Regions from separate parts of the Homo sapiens genome. Here region 1 is linked to region 2. Evidence: read pairs that join two places in POLR2A ChIA-PET (ENCODE). Cell type or tissue: MCF 10A. All regions are shown on one strand. Each heading gives the region's core, and the rest is flanking DNA. Links, peaks and the distances in the headings are about the cores only.

Region 1 (8,000 bases), core at 1-8,000, 57 kb before region 2:
TTCCCATTCCGCTCCATGGGTGAGTCAGTGCTCTCATTTGTCTTTTTTTTTTTTTTTTCGTGGTGTATGTCTTCCTTTAGATTTCAAGTCTGTTGGTTATTATCTCAACACTTTGATGGTTTCGTGAAAAGTTATGATTTTGTAGATTATCTAGCTTTTTCTTGCTTTTAGGTGGGAGCAATGCTTCTTCCAGCTTTCTATATCCTAGGTGGAAACTTGAAAGCCCAGAATTTTTTCTCTGGCCCATTCTCTTTTCTCTTTATGGGACCCCAACTACACATTTGTTAAAAACTCTTGGTATTACCTTATGGGTTTCTAATGCTCTATACATTTTTTTTTTCTTTTTAGATACTTTTCTGTATTTTCTTTAATTTAGATATTTTGTATTGGTCTTTGTGAATGTTCATTGCTCTGTTCCTCTGTGATTGTTTATCTGTTGATTAAATCCCATTAATTAAATTTTTTATTTCAGATACTGTGCCTTTTCAGTTTTAGAGTTTTTTTTTGTAGTTTATCTCCTGAAATACCTAATCTGTTTAGCATTTGCATTCATCTTTTTCTATTGTTTCTTTAGCATATTTATACTTTTTGTTTTAACATGCTTGCTTGCTAATTACAATGACTTGGTCATCTGTGTGTCATCTCCTATTATGTTTTCTCTTGATTGTGCTTTATGTTTTCCTGATATTTTGAGTATGTGTCATAATTTTTTCTTGAATCTAGGGCATTTTATTTAAAGAACCGTGGGAAGTGATGTGTACTATTTTTTGTTTTGTTTTGATCCCCCGTGCAGTACATGCCCTTTCCTGTGTTTAGGGTAAGGGACTGAGTTTAGTTGAGCTAGTGCTAGGCTGCAGTCTCAGTTTCAGTGTATCTGTTATTGGCTCAGCATTCCAAGGTGCCTCCTTTTTTATCTTGACAGTTTTTGAGCTGGGGGTGGGGATTTGGTTGCAGGCTCAGATACTGTTGGTTTACTGTTGGTTTATTTGGATCCTGGAATTCACTCACCTAGAGAATGCCGAGATTACCACCTTCTGTCTTCTCAAACGTGAGGGGTTATGTTGCAGGGTGAGTAATATGGGAGACATATTGGACGAAGCAATCTCTTTTTGTGTTGGGATTATTACAGTCTCTAATCCATCCTGCTATCCCATGCTGTTGTCTACCGCTTGGCTGATTACTGCTTGCCTGATAAAATGTATTTGTCTAATGGGAAGATCACCTGTATCTAGACCAAGGTGTTTGCCCCAAGGCAGGGAAGCTGTCATGGTTCTCTGCTTACTTATGAAAGTTCAATTTTTATTTTCCTCTGGAATTCTATTCATCAAAGCTTCTTTACTCATTTTAAGCCCCACAGAAAATGTTATAACCATGGGAATAAAGGCCTTTCTTGTGCTCCATCTGAACCTTCAGGAACAGAATTCTTCTTCAGAAATTTTTAGTTATATTGGACTACTCTTTGAAGTCTTTTGACTGTTTACCAACCAGTCTTATACAGAAAGATTAATATTTACCTACCTTCTATTCTATATCTAGGCCTTTTTAAAATTTTGAACAAATATTTTTAGAGAGGGGCTCTCGCTCTGTCGCCCAGGTTGAAGTGCAGTGGCCTGATCATAGCTAATTGCAGCCTCAAACTCCTGGGCTCAAGCCATCTTCCCACCTCATTCTCCTGAGTAGCTGGGACTATAGACACATGCCACCATGCCCAGCTAATTTTCTTTTTTAAATGTTTTGTAGAAACAGGGTCTGCTATGTTACCCAGACTCATCTCAAACTCTTCCAGCCACAGACTACCAAAGTGCTGGAATTACAGGTGTGAGCCAGCATGCCTGGCCTATATCTAAGTCTTAAGATTAAAAAAAAACAAAAAACAAACTTGATTTCTGTATCTCTTGAGACTTTCTGCTTCTGTTGGCTGAATTCTGCATTTTTGCCATTATTAAAAATTCTAGATCCTTTTGTAGTTCATAAGCACAATGATTGAATTTTCATGCTCATGTGTGAGATATGCCTCACTCCAGTCTTGTTACAGTGTTAGCACATTACCTATCTGATAGAAAGAAAAAAATTCCTAACACTTGCCAAAAAGAAAAGGAAACTCAAGTGGCATATTTAATTGAAATTCTAAATATGTTTATTTGAGCCATATTCTAGCTAGCATGATTTTATAAAATCCCAACACATCAAAATTTAAGATTTTGACGTATAAATTTGGAATGAGTCTTCATGGCATAGGGGTAGGACCAGTGTTGGTATATATATGATGACTTCATAAAAAGTCTCCCTCTTTGAATGGACAGATTATAAAAAGGTGCCCTTTCCTGCTCTAGGCTTGTTGCCTGATTTCAGCCCTAACTTTACCCATTGGCTAGATGCCCTGGTACTATCTATACAGTTGTATACAGTGCATTTGAATCAGCAAATATTTTAGTTGCTTTTAGACAAGAGAGACTTATAAAAAATTACCAAGTAGGAAATTCATATATGGCCACTGTTAACACATATGTTCTTTTCTGGTTTTAAAAGTGGGGTCAATTCGTGCTATTGCTTTTAACTTGCTTCTTATAACTATAAGTTAACATCTTACAGAAAGCCTATTACTGAGGACTTTCTATATAAATTGACACATATGTTTTATGTATTATAAAGCCCGAGGGTGCCAAAAGAGGTAGTGGTTGGAGACACTAAAATGAAGACATTTGGAATTTGTGTTCTGGTGCTTTGCTGTAATAAGTACTGAAACATGTTGGTTGAATGTTAAAATTTCTGAAATAAGTAAAAGTAAACCCTTAAGTTTAATGGAAGTAGTTTACCTGTCACTTCAGGAACTAATCTATTTAATGAAGCAAGGTTTACTATTATTAAAGCATTAAACAATTTCTGATTTTTGTTCCATAGGTATACTGCAACATCCAGATGGCACAGTTTTGAAACAGTTACAACCACCTCCAAGGGGCCCAAGAGAGCTGGAATTCTATAATATGGTAAGTGAGGTAAGATTTGTTTTGTTGTCTTCAAAGTGTTTTTCAGAGTTTTCTGGTGGTGACTCACAGTAAGACACATATTTGACAGCATAGTCACTGTGTGTATGTAACGGAAACAAAAGCTTCATGGAAAGCAGTGCGTATCTTTACTGTATGTGATGCAGTCTAGTATTTTCTATTCTATTTCAGTTCTTAGATTCTTCTTCTGTGTTTATGGTAGATACTTCTTCTCAGGTTAAGGAAATTAAAATTACCCTCTGTGTGAGGCAACATTTTGTCAAGAAACAAATGGTATGCTCTGTTGGTTTCATAAAGGGACTATTTACAAAGGTAAGGTTAGAGCTTATGGCAACCTGCAAGAGATGTTATAATGTTATACCATCCCTGGGCCTGAAGTGGAGAGAATGGTTCCTGGAGCCTAGGGAAGGTAATTTTTATGAGAAGACATGACCTGTTAAGGAGGGAGCTAGAAAAGTAAATAACTGATCTCAACTCTTCTCATACCCTCCAGTCTCTTGTTTGTGTCTTGTAAGGGCAAGAGGGCAAGGGATCTCATTGATGCAGTTGATTCAAGTCAGCCTCTTGGGTGGAGAAGGGTGGAATGGGAAAGGGACGATACATAGCATCTTTTCTAGTTTGATTTTTTCTTTTTTGAGATAGGGTCTGGCTCTGTTGCCCAGGCTGAAGTGCAGTGGCATGATGTTGATTCATTGCAACCTCTGCCTCCCAGGCTCAAGCTATTCTCCCACCTCAGCCTGTGCCTCCTAAGTGGCTGAAACTACAGGCGTGTGCCACGCAGCCCGGCTAATTTTTGCATTTTTTGTAGAGATGGGGTCTCACTTTGTTGTCCAGGCTGGTCTTAAACACTTAAGCTCAAGTGATCCTCTTACCTCAGCATCTCCCCACCCCAACCCAACCTCCCCACAGTAGCTGGAACTACAGGCACAGGCCAGCAAGCCTGGCTAATTTTAAAACAGTTTTTTTTTTTGTAGAGAGAGGGTTTCACCAGTTGTCCAGGCTGGTCTTGAACTCCTGGGCTCAAGCGATCCTCCTGCCTCTGCCTCCCAAAGTTCTGTGATTACGGGCTTGAGCCACGACACCTGGCCCTTCTAGTTTTCAGAAACAATTTAATGCATGAGTGAATATTGAATAGTTTCCAGCTGCCTTTTTGGTATCTGTTGAAATGATCATATGAATTTCCTTCTTTAATCTGTTAATATGGTAAAATACAGAAATAGATTTCTGTATCATCACCTTTCATTTCTGAAATAAAACCTACTTAAGTCTTTTTAATTTTTTAATACTATGCATTGTGAGATTTTGCTTGGGAGTGCTTAAGATCTTTTCCAGCTGTGTGCACAAATGAAATTAAACTCTTATTTTCTTCACATATTATCTTTATCTGCTTTTGATATGTTTCATTTAGCTTCATAAATGTGTCCAGGAGCCTTTTCGTATCTATTTTGTTAAAGAATTTGCATCAGATAAGAGTTTTGTTCTTTAGGTATGGTGGCTTATGCCTATAATCTCAGTACTTTGGGAGGCCAAGACAGGTGGATCCCTTGAGGTCAGGAGTTCAAGATCAGCCTGGTCAACATGGTGAAACCCCGTCTCTACCAAAAAAAAAAAGAATTAACCCACTGTGGGTGGCACGTATCTGTAATCCCAGCTACTTGGGAGACTGAGGCAGGAAAATCATTTGAACCCGGGAGGTGGAGGTTGCAGTAAGTCAAGATTGCACCACTGTACTCCAGCATGGGGGGACAGGGTGAGACTCTCTCTAAAAAAAAAAAAAAGTTCTTTAAGAAGTTCTTTAAGAGTTTTGTTCCTTAAAGGCTTGATAGAACTTACCTATAAATTTGTCACAACAGCCTACTGGTTGTCTCTCTCTTTCTTTTTCTTTTTTTTTAAATTTTTTATTACACTTTAAGTTCTAGGATACATGTGCACAACGTGCAGGTTTGATACATAAGTATACATGTGCCATGTTGGTTTGCTGCACCCATCAACTCGTCATTTACATTAGGTATTTCTCATAACGCTATCCCTCCCCAGCCCCGCAGCCCCTGACAGGCCCCGGTGCGTGATGTTCCCCTGTGTCCAAGTGATCTCTTTGTTCAATTCCCACCTATTAGTGAGAACATGTGGTGTTTGGTTTTCTGTCCTTGTGATAGTTTGCTGAGAATGATGGTTTCCAGCTTCATCCATGTCCCTGCAAAGGACATGAACTCATTCTTTTTTATGGCTGCATAGTATTCCATGGTGTATATGGGCCACATTTTCTTAATCCAGTCTATCATTGAGGGACATTTGGGTTGGTTCCAAGTCTTTGCTATTGTGAATAGTGCTGCAGTAAACATACGTCTACATGTATCTTTATAGTAGCATGATTTATAATCCTTTGGGTATATATCCAGTAATGGGATTGCTGGGTCAAATGGTAATTCTAGTTCTAGATCCTTGAGGAATCGCCACACTGTCTTCCACATGGTTGAACTAATTTACACTCCCACCAACAGTGTAAAAGTGTTCCTATTTCTCCACATCCTCTCCAGCATCTGTTGTTTCCTGACTTTTTAATGATTGCCATTCTAACTGGTGTGAGATGGTATCTCATTGTGGTTTTGATTTGCATTGCTCTGATGACCAGTGCTGATGAGCATTTTTTCATGTGTCTGTTGACTGCCTAGATGTCTTCTTTTGAGAAGTGTCTGTTCATATCCTTTGCCCCCTTTTTGATGGGGTTGTTTGTTTTTTTCTAGTAAATTTATTTGAGTTAGTTGTAGATTCCGGATATTAGCCCTTTGTCAGATGGGTAGATTGCAAAAATTTTCTCCCATCCTGTAGGTTGCCTGTTCACTCTGATGGTAGTTTCTTTTGCCATGCAGAAGCTCTTCAGTTTAATTAGATCCCATTTGTCTATTTTGGCTTTTGTTGTCATTGCTTTTGGTGTTTTAGTCATGAATTCCTTGCCCATGCCTATATCCTGAATGGTATTGCCTAGGTTTTCTTCTAGGGTTTTTATGGTTTTAGGTCTAACATTTAAGTTTTTAATCCATCTTGAATTAATTTTTGTATAAGGTGTAAGGAAGGGATCCAGTTTCAGCTTTCTCCATATGGCTAGCCAGTTTTCCCAGCACCATTTATTAAATAGGGAATCCTTTCCCCATTGCTTGTTTTTGTCAGGTTTGTCAAAAGATCAGATGGTTGTGGATGTGTGGTGTTCTTTCTGAGGACTCTGTTCTGTTCCATTGGTCTATATCTCTGTTTTGGTTCCAGTACCATGCTGTTTTGGTTACTGTAGCCTTGAAGTATAGTTTGAAGTCAGGTAGCATAATGGCCCCAGTTTTTTTCTTTTTGCTTAGGATTGTCTTAGCAATGGGGGCTCTTTTTTGGTTCCATATGATCTTTAAAGTAGTTTTTTCCAATTCTGTGAAGAAAGTCATTTGTAGCTTGATGAGGATGACATTGAATCTGTAAATTACTTTGGGCAGTATGGCCATTTTCACATATTGATTCTTCCTGTCCATGAGCATGGAATATTCTTCCCTTTGTTTGTGTCCTCTTTTATTTTGTTGAGCGGTGGTTTGTAGTTCTCCTTGAAGAGGTCCTTCACATCCCTTGTAAGTTGGATTCCTAGGTATTTTATTCTCTTTGTAGCAATTGTGAATGGGAGTTCACTCATGATTTGGCTCTCTGTTTGTCTGTTAATGGTGTATAGGAATGCTTGTGATTTTTGTACATTGATTTTGTATCCTGAGACTTTGCTGAAGTTGCTTATTAGCTTAAGATTTTGGGCTGAGACGATGGGGTTTTCTAAATATACAATCATGTCATCTACAAACAGGGACAATTTGACTTCCTCATTTCCTAACTGAATGCCTTTCACTTCTTTCTCCTGCCTGATTGCCCTGGCCAGAACTCCCAACACTATGTTGAATTGAGTGGTGAGAGAGGGCATCCTTGTCTTGTGCCAGTTTTCAAAGGGAATGCTTCCAGTTTTTGCCCATTCCGTGTGATATTGGCTGTGGGCTTGTCATAAATAGCTCTTATTATTTTGAGATACATTCCATCAATATCTAGTTTATTGAGTTTTTTTAATGAAGGGCTGTTGAATTTTCTTGAAGGCCTTTTCTTCATCTCTTGAGATAATCATGTTTTTTGTCGTTGGTTCTGTTTATGTGACGGATTACGTTTATTGATTTGCGTATGTTAAACCAGCTTTGCATCCCAGAGATGAAGCCAACTTGATCATGGTGGATAAGCTTTTTGATGTGCTGCTGGATTTGGTTTGCCAGTATTTTATTGAGGATTTTTGCATCGACATTCATCAGGGACGTTGGTCTAAAATTCCCTTTTTTTTGTTGTGTCTCTGCCAGGCTTTGGTATCAGGATGATGTTGGCCTCATAAAATGAGTTAGGGAGGATTCCCTCTTTTTCTATTGATTGGAATAGTTTTAGAAGGAATGGTACCAGCTCCTCTTTGTACTTCTGGTAGAATTCGGCTGTGAATCCATCTGGTCCTGGACTTTTTTTGGTTGGTAGGCTATTAATTATTGCCTCAATTTCAGAGCCTGTTATTGGTCTATTCAGAGGTGCAACGTCTTCCTAGTTTAGTCTTAGCAGGGTGTATATGTCCATGAATTTATCCATTTCTAGATTTTCTAGTTTATTTGCATAGAGGTGTTTATCGTATTCTCTGATGGTAGTTTGTATTTCTGTGGGATCAGTTGTGATATCCCCTTTATCATTTTTTATTGCATCTATTTGATTCTTCTCTCTTCTTTATTAATCTTGCTAGTGGTCTATCAGTTTTGTTGATCTTTTCAAAAAACCAGCTCCTGGATTCATTGATTATTTGAAGGGTTTTTTGTGTCTGTCCCTTTCAGCTCTGCTCTAATCTTAGTTATTTTTTGCCTTCTGCTAGCTTTTGAATGTGTTTGCTCTTGCTTCTCTAGTTCTTTTAATTGTGACGTTAGGGTGTCGATTTTAGATCTTTCCTGCTTTCTCTTG
Region 2 (16,571 bases), core at 3,803-11,802:
ATAATATACCCAGGTAACAAACCTGCAACAGTATGTCCTGAATCTAAAATAAAAGTTGAAATTATTTTAATAAAAAGAGCTAGATGAAAATGGTTGGAGAAAAACACAGCCATCTTCATGGTGTCTCTTGAAATTTATTACTTCAAACTCCAAGTGATTTGAAGATTGCCTTCACTACTGTCAAGGCAATCTTACTACACCTTCAAAGCCAATTACCGCACCATCCTTCCAGAGGGATGTTTCACCATGCCTCCTCCCTCAGCCTCCCTTAGTCCGTGTTTTTACTTTTTCACTAACAAAATGGTAGTAATCAAAATGTTAGCACATCATCTCACCTTCAAACCTACATATCCACCTCCTTCTAGATCCATATTTTTTTCTTCTTTGCTGTTATAATGGATGAACACTGCCATTTTCTATGCGAAGTTCTCTTCTCCTGTTGCCCTTAGATCCAAAACTCTCACACATATTAAAAAACATCACTGGGCCAGGTGTAGTGGCTCATGCCTGTAATCCTAGCACTTTGTGAGGTCAAGGAGGGAGGATCTCTTGAGCCCAGGAGTTCGAGACCAGCCTGGGCAACATAGTGGGATCCTGCCTCTAAAACAGCAACAAACAAAGAAAAAGCCATTTGTGGTAGTATGTGCTGGTAGTCCCAGCTACTCAGAAGGCTGAGGTGGGAGGATCACTTGAGCCCATGAGGTGGAGGATGCAGTGAGTAGCAATGGTGCCACTGCACTTCAGCCTGGGCAACTGAATGAGACCCTGTCTCAAAAACAACAGCAAAACATTACTACGGCGATGCTCACTCCTTTCTCCTGCAACTGGAATGTTTCTCTCTCTGCTGTGGCATTCCTGTTAGTATACATGTAAGATTTTCCACACCTATGATATTCCCCCCTTAAGCATCTATTATTGACTTTTCCTTTGCTCCTACACCTACCACCCTATTTCTTTTCTCCCTTTTCATCAAAATGCCTCAACTTATTTCCAATTCTCCTTTTTTTCTCTGTTAACTCACTCCAATCAGGCTTTCTCACCACCCCAGCCCTGACACCCCCATAAATTGAAATAGTTCTTGACAAGAACAACTTCTATATTATTAAACCTGAAGTTCAATTCTCCTCATTTTATGTGATGTAATAGCATTGGAGACAGTTGAATGTACTCTCCTTTATAAATGTTCTCTTTCTTCATTTGGCCTTATTGACTTTCATTCTCCATATTTTTCTCCCACCTCTTATCTTCTCAGCACCTTTCATTGAATCATTCTCTTTTCACCAACCCTTGAGTCTTGGTGTATTCTGAAAGTCAGTCTTCTCTTTTATGTAGCACTTCTTTAGGTCAGGTTCTCAAATCTATTAGACTTAATAGGTTCCAATAATGACTACTTTATAAAACCATATTTGCTATCCTGAACTGAAACTTATAAGTAATATAATCTTTTCACACATATGATTTTTAAAAATCAATACATGAAACACTGATAAAAAATCAAGGAAGACCTAAATAAATTAAAGATATGGCATAGTTATGGATTGAAAGACTCAGTTTTTAAGATGTCAATTATTACCAAAATGATCTATAGATTTGAAACAATCCTGATTTGAATCCTAGCAGAATATTTTTCCCTTTAAAAAAAATCTATACTCTAAAATATGTATGGAAAGGCAAAGGGAATAAAACAACCAAAACTATTTTGAAAAAGAATGAAGTTGTATGGCCAGGTGTGGTGGCTCACGCCTGTAATCTCAGCACTTTGGGAGGCCAAGGAGGGCAGATCACCTGACGTCGGGAGTTCAAGACCATCCTGGCCAATATGGTGAAACCCTGTCTTTACTAAAAATACAAAAATTAGCTGGGCATAGTGGTGCATGCCTGTGGTCTCAGCTACTCATGAGGCTGAGGCAGGAAAATCGCTTGAAGCCAGGAGGCAGAGGTTGCAGTGAGCTGAGATCACGGCACTGCACTGCAGCCTGGGTGACAGAGGGAGACTCTGTCTAAAAAAAAAAAAAAATGAAGTTGTAGAATTCATACTACCACATTCCAAGATTCACTCTAAAGCTACCAAAAACAAAGACACTGTGGTATTGGGAGATAGGTACATAGATAAATGGAACAGAAAAGAAAGTTCAGAAGTAGACACAAGCAAATATGATCAATTTGTTTTTTAACAGCTTTATTACATAATACACAATAAATTGCACATATATAAAATGTACGATCTGATAATTTTGATATATGCATATACCCTTGAAACCATCAGGAAAATGAACATATTGATCAATTGTAAAAATTTCCTTATGCCCATTGGTAATCCTGCTTGCAGGCCCTCCTCATCATCCCTCCTTCCTGTCTCCATTCCCAAGCAAATACTTACCTGCTTTCAAGTACATACAATGATTTGAATTTTTGTTATTTCTATACTTTTGATTTATTGATTTACTTGGTATGGCTTCTTGCTCTCAGAATAATTGTTTTAAAATTTATTCTCATAGTTTCATGTATCAATAGTTCATTTCTTTTTAATTACTAAATAGTATTCATATATATATATATATAGAGAGAGAGAGAGAGCACAATTTTCTTGTCTGTTGACCTGTTGATAGAAATTTAGATTATTTCTGGTGTTTGGCTATTATCATAATAAAGCTACTACAAACTTTTGTGTACAAATCTTTGTATGAACATATGCTTTGCTTTTTCTTGGATAAATACGTAGAAGTACACTGGCTGGGTCATTTAGTGGTTTAACGTCTTAAGAAATTGCTGAAATATTTTCCATAGCGATTTCACTATTTCACATTTTTACCATTCTGGTTGCTCCACATCCTCACCAACACTGGTATGGTCAGTTTTTTTTTTTTCAATTTGAGGCATTCTAATAGATGTATAGTAGTATCTCATTGTGGTTTTAATTTGCATGTCACTAATGGCTAATGATGTCATTTTATGTGTTTATTTACCATCTGTACATCTTCGTTGCGGAAGTATCTGTTTAACTTTTTAACCATCTCTTTCTTATACACTTTCCCGCCCGTATCATTATTGCACATTGGGAGTTCATGATACATCCTGGATACAAGTTGTTTATTAGATATGATTTGCAAGTATTTTCTCCCAGTCTGTGAACTGTCTTTCATTCTCATTACTGAGAAGACATTCTTTTTGAAAAGCAGAAATTTTTAAATTTGCAGAGGTTAATTCATCAATTTTTTTTTCTTTATTATGTATGGTACATTTGATATTGGCTCTAAGAAATATTTACTTAACCCAAAGTCACAAAGATTTTTACATCATGGGTAAGTAATGAATTTTTATGATTTGAGATTCTTAGTACATATGTATTGAATGAACAAATGAAATTACACTTCTTACATTTTAAAATCACATAGCTTCATCTTGCAGTGCTTTTTGTGTGTGTGTGTAAAACATTTTTAGGCTACAATTTATTTTCACTACAGTCACCATTGCCTAGATGAGAGAGCTTGGGCCTCAAATGGTTTAACAGCTCTGTCTACACTATCAGGAGCTTGGGCCTCAAATGGTTTAACAGCTCTGTCTACACTATCAGGAACTTGGGTACAAACCCAAACGCACCACACCACAATTCAAAGGAGTCAAGCTCCAGCCACAAGTTAGGTGTATTTCATTATTAGGAACACACTAAAGCATGCTAGTTATTTTTTCTAAACTAGGAGTGGGTATTAATTACATTGTGAGAAAAGTTCAAGTAGAGTTTCTGCAGTTCAGTGGCCTCTCCTCTGGTGAAAATACTTTGACCTTGTGTAATAAATCATCCCATGCGTTCTCATAAAACAGTGGCATTATTTTTAAAAAGACCTTAAATAGTAAATGAACAAAAATAGAAAATTTAGGTTGTATTTTCATATCTGTAAATGTCTTTCTTAATGAAGAAATGAGCTTCTTCTACATAAAAATTTGCAAATTGATTATTTCAGGCATTTTCAGCCTTTTCTACTCTTGATTCCTTTCCTGTCTTCATTGTGTTCATTCCATGAAAATGGGCCACGAAGGAGTGTGCCACAAAGAATATCACAAGAAACAGGGTCTTTGAAAAGAATCTTTCCGAGGGAATCAAAGTTGAGGTGAGGCCAAGAGATTTAGAAGACACTTAGAGATACACTGTGGGCTCCACAGCCTGGATAAGCTCCTTCCTGTGGGCCGGGCCTGTGAAGCAGTGATGGCGAGTGTTGCAGCAGAAGCAGGCCCTGTCTTACCCTCCAGAACACAAACTGATCCAATCAGTACGTGAAGCCACTATTGTCCATTTTACAGATGAGGGAACTGAGGCCCATGTCTAATGTCATGCAGTTAGTTGGTGTTAAAGCTAAGATTTGGGGCCAGGGCTGGTGGGCACTTGTCTTTCTCTCCTTATACCTATCATTTCGCCACACTTTAGGTACACAATTTGTTCATTTGCATCAGTATGAAGTTAGAAAAGTCCCACCCAAAGACAGACAGACAGACAGACAGACAGACATACTTTTATCTAGTAGCACTTGGGGAAAAGAATACAGTTGGCTTTATGTATCTGCAGGTTACTTATTTGCAGATCCAACCAATCAGAGATGGAAAATATTCAGGAAAAATCTCCAACAAAAATAACAATACAACAATTAGAAATAATACAAATTTTAAAATACAGTATAACAACTATTTATATAGTTTTGCATTGTATTATATTTAATACATAATCTAGAGATGATTTAAAGCATACAGTAAGATATGGGTAGGTTGTATGCAAATGCCACACCATTTTATATCATAGACTTGAGCCTCCACAGATTTTGGAATCCATCTGGAACCAATCCTCTACAGATACCAAAGGATGACTGAATTAGATAAAATTCAGCAAATATGTCACTAATACCACCCTCTCTTTCCCACTATACCAGGTAGTGTCACTGTGAGGTGGAATTCCCTCCTTCTCCCCGAAAGGAGAAAAACCACTGAACTCATAGGGTTCGTTTCCCCTGGCTGGACAGAGACTGGGGACTTGGAGTTAACAATCTTTAACGATAAATAGAAGAGGTGGTCTCCAGAAGAGACGAGGGGTTCTGGGAAAGCACTGATGGCAACATTGTTTACCACGATTGTGACAGTGGTTATACAAATGTTATCTATTTGTCAAGACTTGAGAAACTTATGAACGGTTGCATTTTGTTATATGTAAATTATAATTAAATAGAGTTATGAAAATAAGCAATAGGCAATGTAGGGCCTGCACATGCTCTGCCAACTGTCCTTGTTCTAAGACATACATTCACTTTGTTTTCATGAAAATTAAGCAGTAAAGCACAGAGCAGAACACAATATGACTGAAAGATAAATACATTTTCTGGTTTATAAAGGTTAAATGTCCTTCCCCCAGCAACATCTCTTAGCAGACCACTAATCATTTTAATCTCTAGCTCTTAAACTTGTATTCCAAAAGAACAAATCAGAGATCCATGTATTCAAATTTAGTTTCTTCTGAGTATTCACGCACTTGAACACCCTTCATTTACTTAGATGGATGATAAGTCACCAAGTCGGAAAACATTGGGTTACTTTCTCATGAACTATCCTAATTTTTGGTCTGGTTATTCCGGATATTTTACTGAAGTTAAACTGTGATCTAAGGTATAGTAACTAGAAGTTAAATTGTGATCTAAAGTGTAGTAACAGTAGCTAGTATTCATAGTACAGTAGCTTAGTCCCAGCACTGTACTTTATATGAATTAAGCCATTAGCCATTTAGCAGCCAAAGTAATTAGAAATAGTCACAGTGTAATTTAGCTACTACCTGAGAGCAGTAAATATACCAAAAAGTCTTAGAAAAATACAGATTCCTTTCTGGTGATCCTTAGCTCCATCTTTGGAGTCAACGCCATCTTTCCAGCTGTCTCTGCAACAAAACAAAAAAAAGAGTCATCTTTGACTCTTTCTTCCAAATCCATTCTATTAGTAAGGTTTGTTGGTTCTACCTTCAAAAATACACCCAGAGTCCGACTCCCTCTCACCACCTCCAGTGCTAATACCCTGGTCCAAGTCCCCATGATCTCTTTCCAGGGTTGCCCAGTGGCCTTCTAGATACTTGCATGCTTCCCCTTTTGTCACCCTATCCTCTTTCTCCACTAGCAGTGAGAATGAGGGTGTTAAAATCCGAGTCAAATCATTTCACTCTCCCACTCAAGATCCTCCAATAGTGTCCCATCTCACTTGAATAAAATCCAAAATACTTATGGTGATTTCCAGAGCCTTATATTCTCGAAACTGTGGCTGCCTCTCTGATCTCATTTCCTTCCATTCCTATCATATTTAGCCCTCTGGCTAAGCTGGCACTGCCCTTCGTGCAGTTCTTCCTGCTACGCCTGGAATTTGCACTTGCCTTTACCTGGAACTTTCAACTCTCACATCTTCATAGACTTCTCCCCAACGCTTTCCAGTTCCCCGTGCCTGTATCATTGCCCTAGAAGGCTTTTTGCTGGGTAAGAACAGCCGGTGCCTCATGACTCAGGCATTTTGCACTGTCAAATGTTTCTTCACAGCACTTATTATTATCTGACATATATTATGTTTTTCTTATTTATTTATTGTCTGTCTCTCTCATCCCCTGTCCCAACCCACGCCCCCACACCATATTCTCCCCCTGTAGAAGGGAAGCTCCAGGAGAGCAAAAGCTTTGTCATTTTTGTTCCTGGTTGCTTCTGCAGCATCTAGAACACTGCTTGGGACAGAGTAGGTGCTCCTTATATGTAGAAGGAAAGAAGAAAGAAAGAAAGAAAGAGAGAGAGAGAAAAAAAGAAAGGAAGAAAGAAAGAGAAAGAAGAAAGAAAGAAAGAAAAAGGAAGGAAGAAAGGAAGGAAGAGAGAGAGAGGGAGGAAGGAAGGAAGGAAGGAAGGAAGGAAGGGTAATGTCTTTTTGGTGACTTTAAATTTTAGAGGATAAATATTTGTGATCCTGTTCCCCACTAGCTGCAGGGGCTTTTGAGGGTTCCAAGGGTGTTGGAGCATAAATGGCTCTAGTTGGCTGTGCTCTCAGGTAGTTCTGTTCTCCCTGCTTTTCGACAGCTACTCTCTTTCTTTTGAATAGAAGCTTTTTTAGCAGGCAAGGAAGCTGTATGTTTGGGCGCCCTTCCAGACCTCACCCTTTGTGTCTTTTCACTTAATTCATCCTGGTTTGTATCCTTTATAATATACTGTAATTATAAGTGTAGCACTCTCCTGAGTTCTGTGAGTCATTTTAGTGAATTATTGAACCTGAGGGGGTCCTTGAAACCCCCAGATTTGTAACCAGTTGGTCAGAAGTATGGGAGGCCTGGACACCCCTGAATTGGCATCTGAAATAAGAGCAGTCTTTGCGGGGACTGTGTTCTTTAACTTGCGGAGTCTGAATGCTAACTGGATGGTTAGCATCAGAATTGTATTGCAGTATATTAATATGTGTTGCTGTTTAAAGATGGCTTGGTTAATATATACTTTTGATTGATTCACACTGAACACCCAGCCAACAGCACTGTAACTCATGCCTGAATGAAGCTTATCTTCATGTGTATTTTCTTCCTCACGCATATTACAGCCTTCTACACTTAGGAACACTAGGCAACACCTCAGCACTACTCTTGGTAGGGCCATTTTAAACAGCAATATCACCAAAAAAGTAAATAAAAATAATAAAAGTACCAAAATGCAAAATCATGGCAGTAAATAGACTGTGAAAAGGATACTTGTTTATGTGAGCTGAAACAAGAAGGCAGAACATTACCTTGTTTGATTGCAGCTAGGAAAGCGTGCCTCCGGTGACTCATTTTGTGTGTGTGTGTGTCTGTTCTGTATGTGTCTGCAAATGACTGATAAAATGCTGTCAATATTTATTGTTGTTTTTAGTATTTGTGTTGGGGCTGCAAATAAATTTTAGCAAGTAGGTGAATTTGCAAATATGAAATCCATAAATAGTGAGGCTCAACTCTGTATACATTAAGACATCTCCCCCACCCCTCCCCCACACAAACATGCACATTTGATTACAACCTTCTATCTCACATCTTAAAAAAAATTTGAGGCCTGGTGCAGTGGCTCACTCCTGTAATCCTAGCACTTTGGGAGGCTGAGGTGGGAGAATGACTTGAGGCCAAGAGTTTGAGGCAAGCCTGGGCAGCAAAGCAAAACCCTGTCTCTATAAAAAATTTTTAAAAACCAGCCAGGCATGATGACTCAGGCCTATAGTCCCAAATACTTGTGAGGCTGAGATGGGAGGATCACTTAAGCCCAGGAGTTGGAGGTTACAGCGAGCTATGATCACATCACTGCCTGGACAACAGCCCTTGATCTTGTTTAATTCTGCAGCTGCTTTTTCTGCTCCATAACAAGCCAGGGTGGGACTCAGCTCCTTTTCTTTGATTTCCTCTCACACTAATCACACAGAGACTTTGTTTGTGCAGCAGGATTAAAGGAAGGCTTGGGAATGATAAACTTGGTTGCATTGCAATAACACAAACAAATTGAAATAGAATGTTAAACATCTGTGTCTTAAACTACCCTTTAGTGCCTACATCTCTCCCTCCTGGAATTTTTAACAGTTACTATATCCGAGTCCTTAATGTCTTTATTAAAAACAACAAGCCATCTACCTACTTCAGATCTTAAGCTTAACATCACTGGCAAAGCCTTCCAGTCTCAGTTGTGTTCCCCTGTTTCTCAACAATGTCTGTAAAGAACAGAGGTTTAATTTTACAAAAATGAATTATGATAGCCACTTTTGGCAAGCACAGTTTCAGTAACATTTTTCTTCCTCTATGTTACTGATGTCAAACCTATCTAATCCTCATACAATCTCTATGAGAAAGTTTTATTCCAAATTTACAGATGAGGAAAAGGCCTGGGGAGGTTAAACAGCTTCCAACTCCTGAACACTGCCCAAGCTCACAGAGCTTAGAATGAGTTCAATGCAGATCTAAGAGGCCAAGGGATTTAACTACGGCACTAGATTTGCTTACTTCCCAATTCTGTAATTTCCTTAACAAGGGATACCTGTGTTAGTGATAATATGTTGTGCCATGTATATCACTGTGGAAAAAAACCCCGTCTTTAATCAAATTAAATGCTGAAAATACCATCCAAGTTAAAAGTTAAAGATGTGGGTTTATGGACTCTTGCATTTCATAGAGATACTCTGCGTGGTGAAGAAGCTATTGAAAGGCAATACCAAAAATCAAATTGTTTCTGTTTGAGAGTACTATATAAAAAGGTTTTAAATAAATACTTAATTATATTGGTTAATTAGGTACCTGCAATATTAGGCAATTTTCTGATGTAAGACAATTCTGAAAGTATGCAAATTAAAGAAGTAAAAGTACAATGGTGGAAGCATGTCCAGATTATATAAATGAATTAAAAATTTTCAACTTGTCGCTAAGCAGATTTCTTGCTTTCTTTTAAATATACAGAAAAAGCATATGGATTCTCAAGATAAACCACATATGAAAAAGTTTTAGCTTTTTTTAAAATTTTTACAGCTTCACTGAAATGTCATTCAAGACATATTAGTAAATTTGTGATTTAAATTTAGAAGCCATCACCACAATCCAATTTTAGAACTTTTCTAGCACTTCCCAAATTTCCTTCAATTTCACCTTTTAAGGAGTGTTAAGAGCAGAAAACACACACAATTATCTGACTTAAAGAGAAAAGAAAAATCACCTAGTACCACCTAGTGGTGTATAAGTAGATAGCGAGTTGATTTTGGAATTTTTGAAATCCAATACTCAGACATTTCTCTTCCATGGGATTACAAATTAGCTACTAATATTTCTGGTTTATAATCGAAAGTTAACTTCAAAATATCCACAAGCTTATCCAAAATATTTACTAGATAAATTTTAAAAACTTTAGTTTTAAAAACAAATGATATCCTTTCTTCAAATGAGAGTTTACTTGGAGTCCCAGTATGTTTAGCAGATAAATACTTAGTTTATCATTGGATGGTCTACTCACTCCCCTACTTGCTGAAAATAATTGTAGAAAGTAAAGACTGTGGAGAAATACACAAAACAGAAAGAATAGTTATCTCTGAGTACTGGAAAATAAGTGAGGTTTTCCTTTTGGTTTTATTTTTTCGCTGGAGTGTGTATATATAATTGAAAAAAACTATAATAAGTTGTATTTAGAAATTCAATATAAAATTTTAAAATATTGCAAAAATGCCTACCAAGGTCCTTGCAAAACAGCAATTTTCCATGAATATTATTTGCCCTTCTCGTTTCCTTCCTATTGGTGACAGTAACTCTCCATCACTCACAGGCTGAGGACAAAGGAAAATGTCTATGTCTTATGGTTAGCTTGAGCTGCCATAATTAAGTGTTATATAGACTGGGTGGCTTAAACAATACAAATTCACTTTCTCACAGTTCTTGGGGCTGGTAGTTCAATGGTTAAGGTGGAAGGCAATGATTAATTGGGAATGTCTTCTCTCAGCCTCGCCATGTAATTCCTTGCAGGAGTCTCTGCTAATGTTATCTGGCTTCATGGAAGCTCAATGTCCCATGAGTAATGAAGTCATATTGTGTAAGGTTCATATGGTGAAATGCACATAATTCTGATAGTGTTCCTGGAAAACAGTGCTTTATGATGGAAAAACTATTCAGAGAAAGAATAATTTCAGCAAGTACAGTTATATAAGAAGTCATGTCAAATAGAATAATAGTAGTAAATGCCTAATTTGGATTCCACTTCTGGTTCTGATTCTTACTATCCACGTGACCTTGAGCAAACCACTTGATGTCCTCCTGAGTTTGTTTCTCAACTGTCAAATGGGGATAATAAAAAAATCTACTTTATAGGGTTGTTATGAGAATTAAATGAAATGATAAACATATAGCATATATTAAACACTCAATAAACATTAGGCATTACTACTATTACTTTACATTAATATTATTTTCTTAGGATGGCATATGAAAGATCTGTCTTAACTGTGACTTTGGGGGAAATCTAATCACACCACTCCCATAGGTGTGGATTACAGAACTTTGGGAGAGATAGACACAGTGCTGTCCTTGGTTCTGAAACCACCATACTAGGACATGATTGCTTTGAAACCTCAGGATACTGGTGAATGCTGGTCCAACCTCTTCCAAGAATTTTGAAGCAGGCAAGGGCAAAAGTGGAGGAAATTATGGAGGAGGAGGAGAAGGAGGAGGAGGAAGAGAGAGAGAAGCATAATTCCTAAGAACTTGCTAGGAAAGGGGTGGGAAGAAACCTGCTTGACATTGTTTTCAAAGTGCATTGGTTGCTGTCATCAAGCAAGAAACAACCCCCTTGTATTTGGCAGAGAATTGTAGGTGTGTGCTGAGGGGGTACTTTATATATTCCTTTCCTCAAGCTATCCTTGGTGTACTTCCCTATCTCTGTGCCTAATCACCTTGGTATCAGTACCTAATCAGTAAACTGAAAGTTCACTGAGGGCAAGGACTGGGTCTCCTGCACTCTTGTGAGGACAAAGGAAAATGTCCATGTCTTAGCTTGGGCTGCCATAAAAAGCATTGTAGTCTAGGTGGCTTAAACAATATAAATTTATTTTCTCACAGTTCTGGGGGCTGGAAGTCCAAGGTAAGGTTGCCAGCATAGTTGAATTCTGGTGAGGGCTCTTTTCCTGGCTTGCACATGACCGCCACCTACTCCCTGTGTCCTCGCATAAGGGTGAGGGAGAATGGTGAAGAAAGCTTTATAGAGCAAACTCTCTGGTCTCTTTCTATAAGGACACAAATTCCATTATCACGAGGGCCCCTAATTAGCTCCCAAAGACGCTATTTCCAAATAGCATCACACTAGAGGTTAGGGTTCAACATGTGAAATATGAGGGGACATAAACATTTGAGCGGACATCAATCCACGATATCTTGTAAAGTGGGAAGCACACAGTTTCTGTAACTGAAGGCCCTCAATAAATGGTAGTTTTATAAAAAGAAGCGGCTGTATCCTGGGCCTCACTGTTTTGATGTTACTATATAATTCTACTTTTTCATGTTGCAGATTAAGTAAGTTGAATCTGGTATTAGCACATATGGCTTTGTTATTGTCTTTGTTTCCTTGGCGGTGTGCACCTGCTCAGCATAGAAGATGTGCAGATTGACTGTGCTGAGAATGGCAGTTATCCAGAGGTGTGGAACACTGCAGCATGGAGCCTCCATAGCAGAAAAGGCCAGAGTCTAACTACACTAAGGGATGATTGCTGGGTGGAGCCTGAGTGCATTGTATTCTAGAGTTTAATGTGCACGAATAGCCACGACTTACGTAGCGCTTAGTGTATGCCAGCTGTTCTAAGCATGTTATATATATAGATTCATTTTAATTATTACAAAAACCCTAAGGGATAAAACTGTTATTATTTGAATTTTACAGATGAGGAAATTAAGGCAAAAATATGTAAAAAAAACCTTGACAAAGGTCACACAGTAAGTGTCACAGGGGGAATTTGAATTCAGGCCATTGGATTCCAGTGTTTTAACCACCATGGTATGGTATCCTTCCTAAAATTTAAGTAACACCCTGCAAGGAATTTTCTTCTTGGGTTTAGTCTACTAGCATATACTGTATCTTCCTATGGTTAATATCTAAATACTGTGAGGAGTGGTGGGGGTGGGGGGCAAGACTGAAGATGAGAATTGAGAAGTGGCTTCCTCTGGAAAAGCGATTTACTCAGGTAAGAGAGAGACAGTGTCTTTAAGAAGGTAGCACAGCCTCACCAGGACAGGGTAGAGAGGGCTGATCCATTTGTCTGAGGAGGTTCATAGGGAGTTGGAGTCTTGGTGTAGTCCAAATCTTCTAAATTCTGTCCCACTCCTTTGTGACCAATGCTATAACTGTCATGTAAGAAATCATGAAACTGTGACCTCAGACCTTGGAAGAAATTCAATCTCCAATTATCTTAGCTTTAGTGCTAAATAATAATAGAAAGCCTTTAGTTCATCATGGTTCAGAGAATTTAAGCATTTGAGCTTTTGTCTGTTTAACTTTCTGGTTTTGTTAGAAGTTGCTACTCCGCAATATTGAATTCCTTCAGTTTTTCATACTAGTCTAAGGTCGGAGAATAGCTCAGCTTCCCTAAATCTCTTTTAAAGGTCAGTTTATTCCAGGTGACCATAGGAATTCATTTAATTAGATAATTCACCACAGCATGCTATGGGCTGCTAAAGTCTAGTTTCTGAGCATTAACATAGTTCTTACTACCTTTAAGTCAAATAACCAGTGCCAGATTTTTCCTATCCCTGAGGGTCGAGTGTCTGCAACTAACTCCTGATGACGTAGTGGAAAATTTTGAGCCAGAAATATCATTTCCACCTATGTTCATTTCCTAGGACTGCTGAACCAAATTACTACAAACTGAGTGGCTTAAAACAGTAGAAATTTATTTTCTCATAGTTCTGGAGGCTAGAAGCTCTAAATCAAGGTGCTGGCAGGGCCATGTACACTTTGAAGCCTCCTTGAGCTTTCAGAGACTCAAAGACTCCTTCCTTTGCCTCTTCCTAGCTTCTGGTAACTCCCAGCATTCCTTGGTGTTCTTTGGTTGATATGGTTTGGCTGTGTTCCCGCCCAAATCTCATCTTGAATTGCAGTTCCCATAATCCCCATGTGTCCTGGGAGGAACCAGGTGGAGATAACTGAATCAGGTTTCCCCATCCTGTTCTCGTGATAGTGAGTTAGTTCTCATGAGATCTCATGGTTTTATAATGGGAGTTCCCCTTCACTGGGCACTCATTCTCCTTCCTGCCATAATGTGAAGAAGGATGTGTTTGCTTCTCCTTCTGCCATTGTTAGTTTCCTGAGGCCTCCCAGCCATGCTGAACTGTGAGTCAATTAAACCTCTTTCCTTTATAAAGTACTCAGTCTCGGGAATGTCTTTATTAGCAGCATGAGAATTGACTAATACATTGGTTTATACCTGTCTGACTCCCATCTCTGCCTCTGTCTTTATTTGGCCTTTCCCCCTCTATGTATGTCTGTGTCTCTTTGTCTCTAAATTTTCCTTTCCTTATAAGGACACAAGTTATTGAATTTAAGGCCCACCCTCATCCAGTATGAGCTCATCTTAATTTGATTACATCTGCAAAGAGACTGTTTTAAAATAAGATCATGTTTACAGGTACTGGAAGTTAGAGCTTGAAAATAAATTGTATTTTAGCTTTTTAATTGTTTAATGCTTGCTTTTAAATCAAATTATACAGTCACATAGATTAAAGTGCCAAATCATTCTGAAATTCTTTTTTCAAAGCACCTGTATGCCCTTTATCCCATTTCTTTTCTTGCAGAAAAGTATTTGCTCACAGAAAAACTGAATTTTAAAAATTTTAGCTTTTGTTTCCTGAGCACAGCTACCTGTATTTCAGCTTCTTCCTCAATCTTGCCCTCTTTTACTTGAGTTGCTGGTTGAACATAAATTTTTGTGGGACACAATTTATCATCATTGCCCACAATTGGTGATTATAGTTCCTGTTATCATTTTTTGCATGTCTGGTATCTTCAGGACTCTTACATTCCTGCTAAATGTCTCCTAAGACTTCTGAATTAGACAAAGGGACAAATGACAGGAAAAGCACATTATAAAATGCAGGACACAGGAAAGTGAATGTGCCATCTGAAAGTAGCTAATTTCCGCTGGCTATAATTAGATCCATCCCTAAAATATGGTAAGTTGCTTGACTGGTACTGGGCATTGATGCTGGCAGGCAGGCAGTAGCCCTCCAGTAAAAAGATGATATTGCCAATTCCTGTAATCTCCTCTTTAATACATTTTTTTTCCAAACAAATGTAAATTTTCAACAGATTTTACTTTTGTTTCTACATTTTCTTGTACGGTATGGGGAAGAGGAGACAAGCAGTATAATAGAAAATGATATTTCATTTCTGTTCACTCCAGTAATAAGTGTCAACAGGTCTCTTAACTCTTTCAGTGTTCAACAACATTTCAAGATTCTGCCGGGAAGCCTGGAGGCTAAAATATTTCTGAATTAAAAAATTAAGCTTTTATACATTGATAACACCAGGTTATTCTGTTTCTTGAAAAGTAACTAGAAGCCTTCTGTGAAAAGAAACTATACCATTTCAAATCCACTCGGAGGAGTCAATTATTCCCCCCCAAATATTCTCCTCTGCATTCCATTAAATAATTGATTGGCTTGTCAAATGCCCATTTGGTTTCCAGAGATGGTGTTCTTGATACCAAAGAGGTATTACAAATCCTTGTCAGTGCGTTCAAAAAGGTTTATAGTCCTTTTCATGTGAAAATAATTGATAATATAAAACTATTAGTAAATCATGGCATATCATAAACAGAAATGAAAGGTAGTCTGATTTTCACTATAAGTCGTTGGCTGCCATCAGTCCTCAGGGTTTGAACTATCTAGCAGTTCTGCTTAATAACATCCCAGATAGCATTGCTTCAAAAGCTCCATAAAAGGTGAAGGCTGAAAAAACTTCAAGTAATTAAATGTTGGACTGAATAAACACAACTTTCCTGAAAAAATATTTGCATGCATACTTTTTTTCTTTCCAAGCCTAGTTTTGGCCTATTTTTCAAATTTTTTTTTGAAAAAATTTTTCAAATTTTCAAGATTTTTTTCAAATCTTGAGCAGCAGATAACTTTCCACACCCAAATGAACGATCTGAGAACATTAAAAAGGGGCTGGATTTCCCCATCAAAGTCTGAGAGTTAAAAAAATTTACTTCAGTGTGTCTCCCATGCTAGAGTATGCTGGCTATCTATTCAATGTCTATTCTTTTTTTCTTCTGCAGTAATAGAAACCCCAGTTTTCATCTTGGTACATGGAAGCCTTCAATAAAGTATACATTTCCCGGATCCTCAGAAAGCTTGGTGTAGTCATGACCAAGTTCTGGTCAATGAGAATGTTAATGTTGCATCTTTCAGGCCACACCCTTTTAAAAGGAAGGGGTTTGCCTTTCCCCTCCATTTCCTAACTTTTTTTCTTTCCTGATAGCTGGAATGCAAATATGATACTGAGTTATCTTGGACTATGCATATGCATGTAACACACCAGCCTTGTATCTCATGGCTTTCATTTGCTAATCTCTGAATATTAATTAGGCTGAGCATCTTTTTTCATATGTTTACAGGTCATTCAAGTGCAGCATTCAACTCAATGAGTTGAAAAAAAGTAATAAGACACAGCTAAAGAAGCAAGAAGGAGAGAAATAATAAAGATGTTTATTTTTAACCTTTCTTAATTCCTAGTGAGTCCATGTAAACAATAAATTTCCCAAGTGCTGCCTTAGCTATGTCAAACTAAATTTTACATAAACTGGGTTTTGTTTGCATTCAGTTATAAATAGATCTTAATGTTCTTTAAGGTTTTTTTTTTTTTTCTCTTAGCCCATGGATTGTTTGGTCATATATTATTTAGTTCTCAAACATTTGTTACATCTCAATAGCTATATTTTTGGTATTAATTTATAAACTTATTGTATAATAGTCTGAGTAATAGTTTGAAGTACATATTGGTCATTTGGAATTTATTGAGATTATTGTAAAGGCTTGAAATAGTTCATTCTTA

What was found. Peaks named below come from ENCODE experiments on the same cell type or tissue, not always from the same donor. Only the 100,000 strongest peaks of a DNase experiment are listed, where the experiment ranks them.
Region 1: POLR2A ChIA-PET joins it to region 2 with 9 read pairs; 3 of 35 experiments call an interaction of 5 or more read pairs at or near these places.

Annotation. Positions count from the first base shown.
Region 1 is chr10:58,232,716-58,240,715 of GRCh38, reverse strand. IPMK (inositol polyphosphate multikinase) reads left to right here. Exons shown (of 6, transcript NM_152230.5): 2 at 2,902-2,987. LOC124902578 (small nucleolar RNA U13) reads left to right here and starts at 1,956; the gene lies at 1,956-2,059. In MCF 10A, for the core only: no CTCF peak of the experiment used is centred there; a DNase peak (open chromatin) is centred at 3,065.
Region 2 is chr10:58,170,686-58,187,256 of GRCh38, reverse strand. No RefSeq gene overlaps it. Among named protein-coding and RNA genes, the nearest start is that of IPMK, 89 kb to the left of the region's middle. In MCF 10A, for the core only: a CTCF peak has its summit at 9,729 (motif pointing left); no DNase peak of the experiment used is centred there.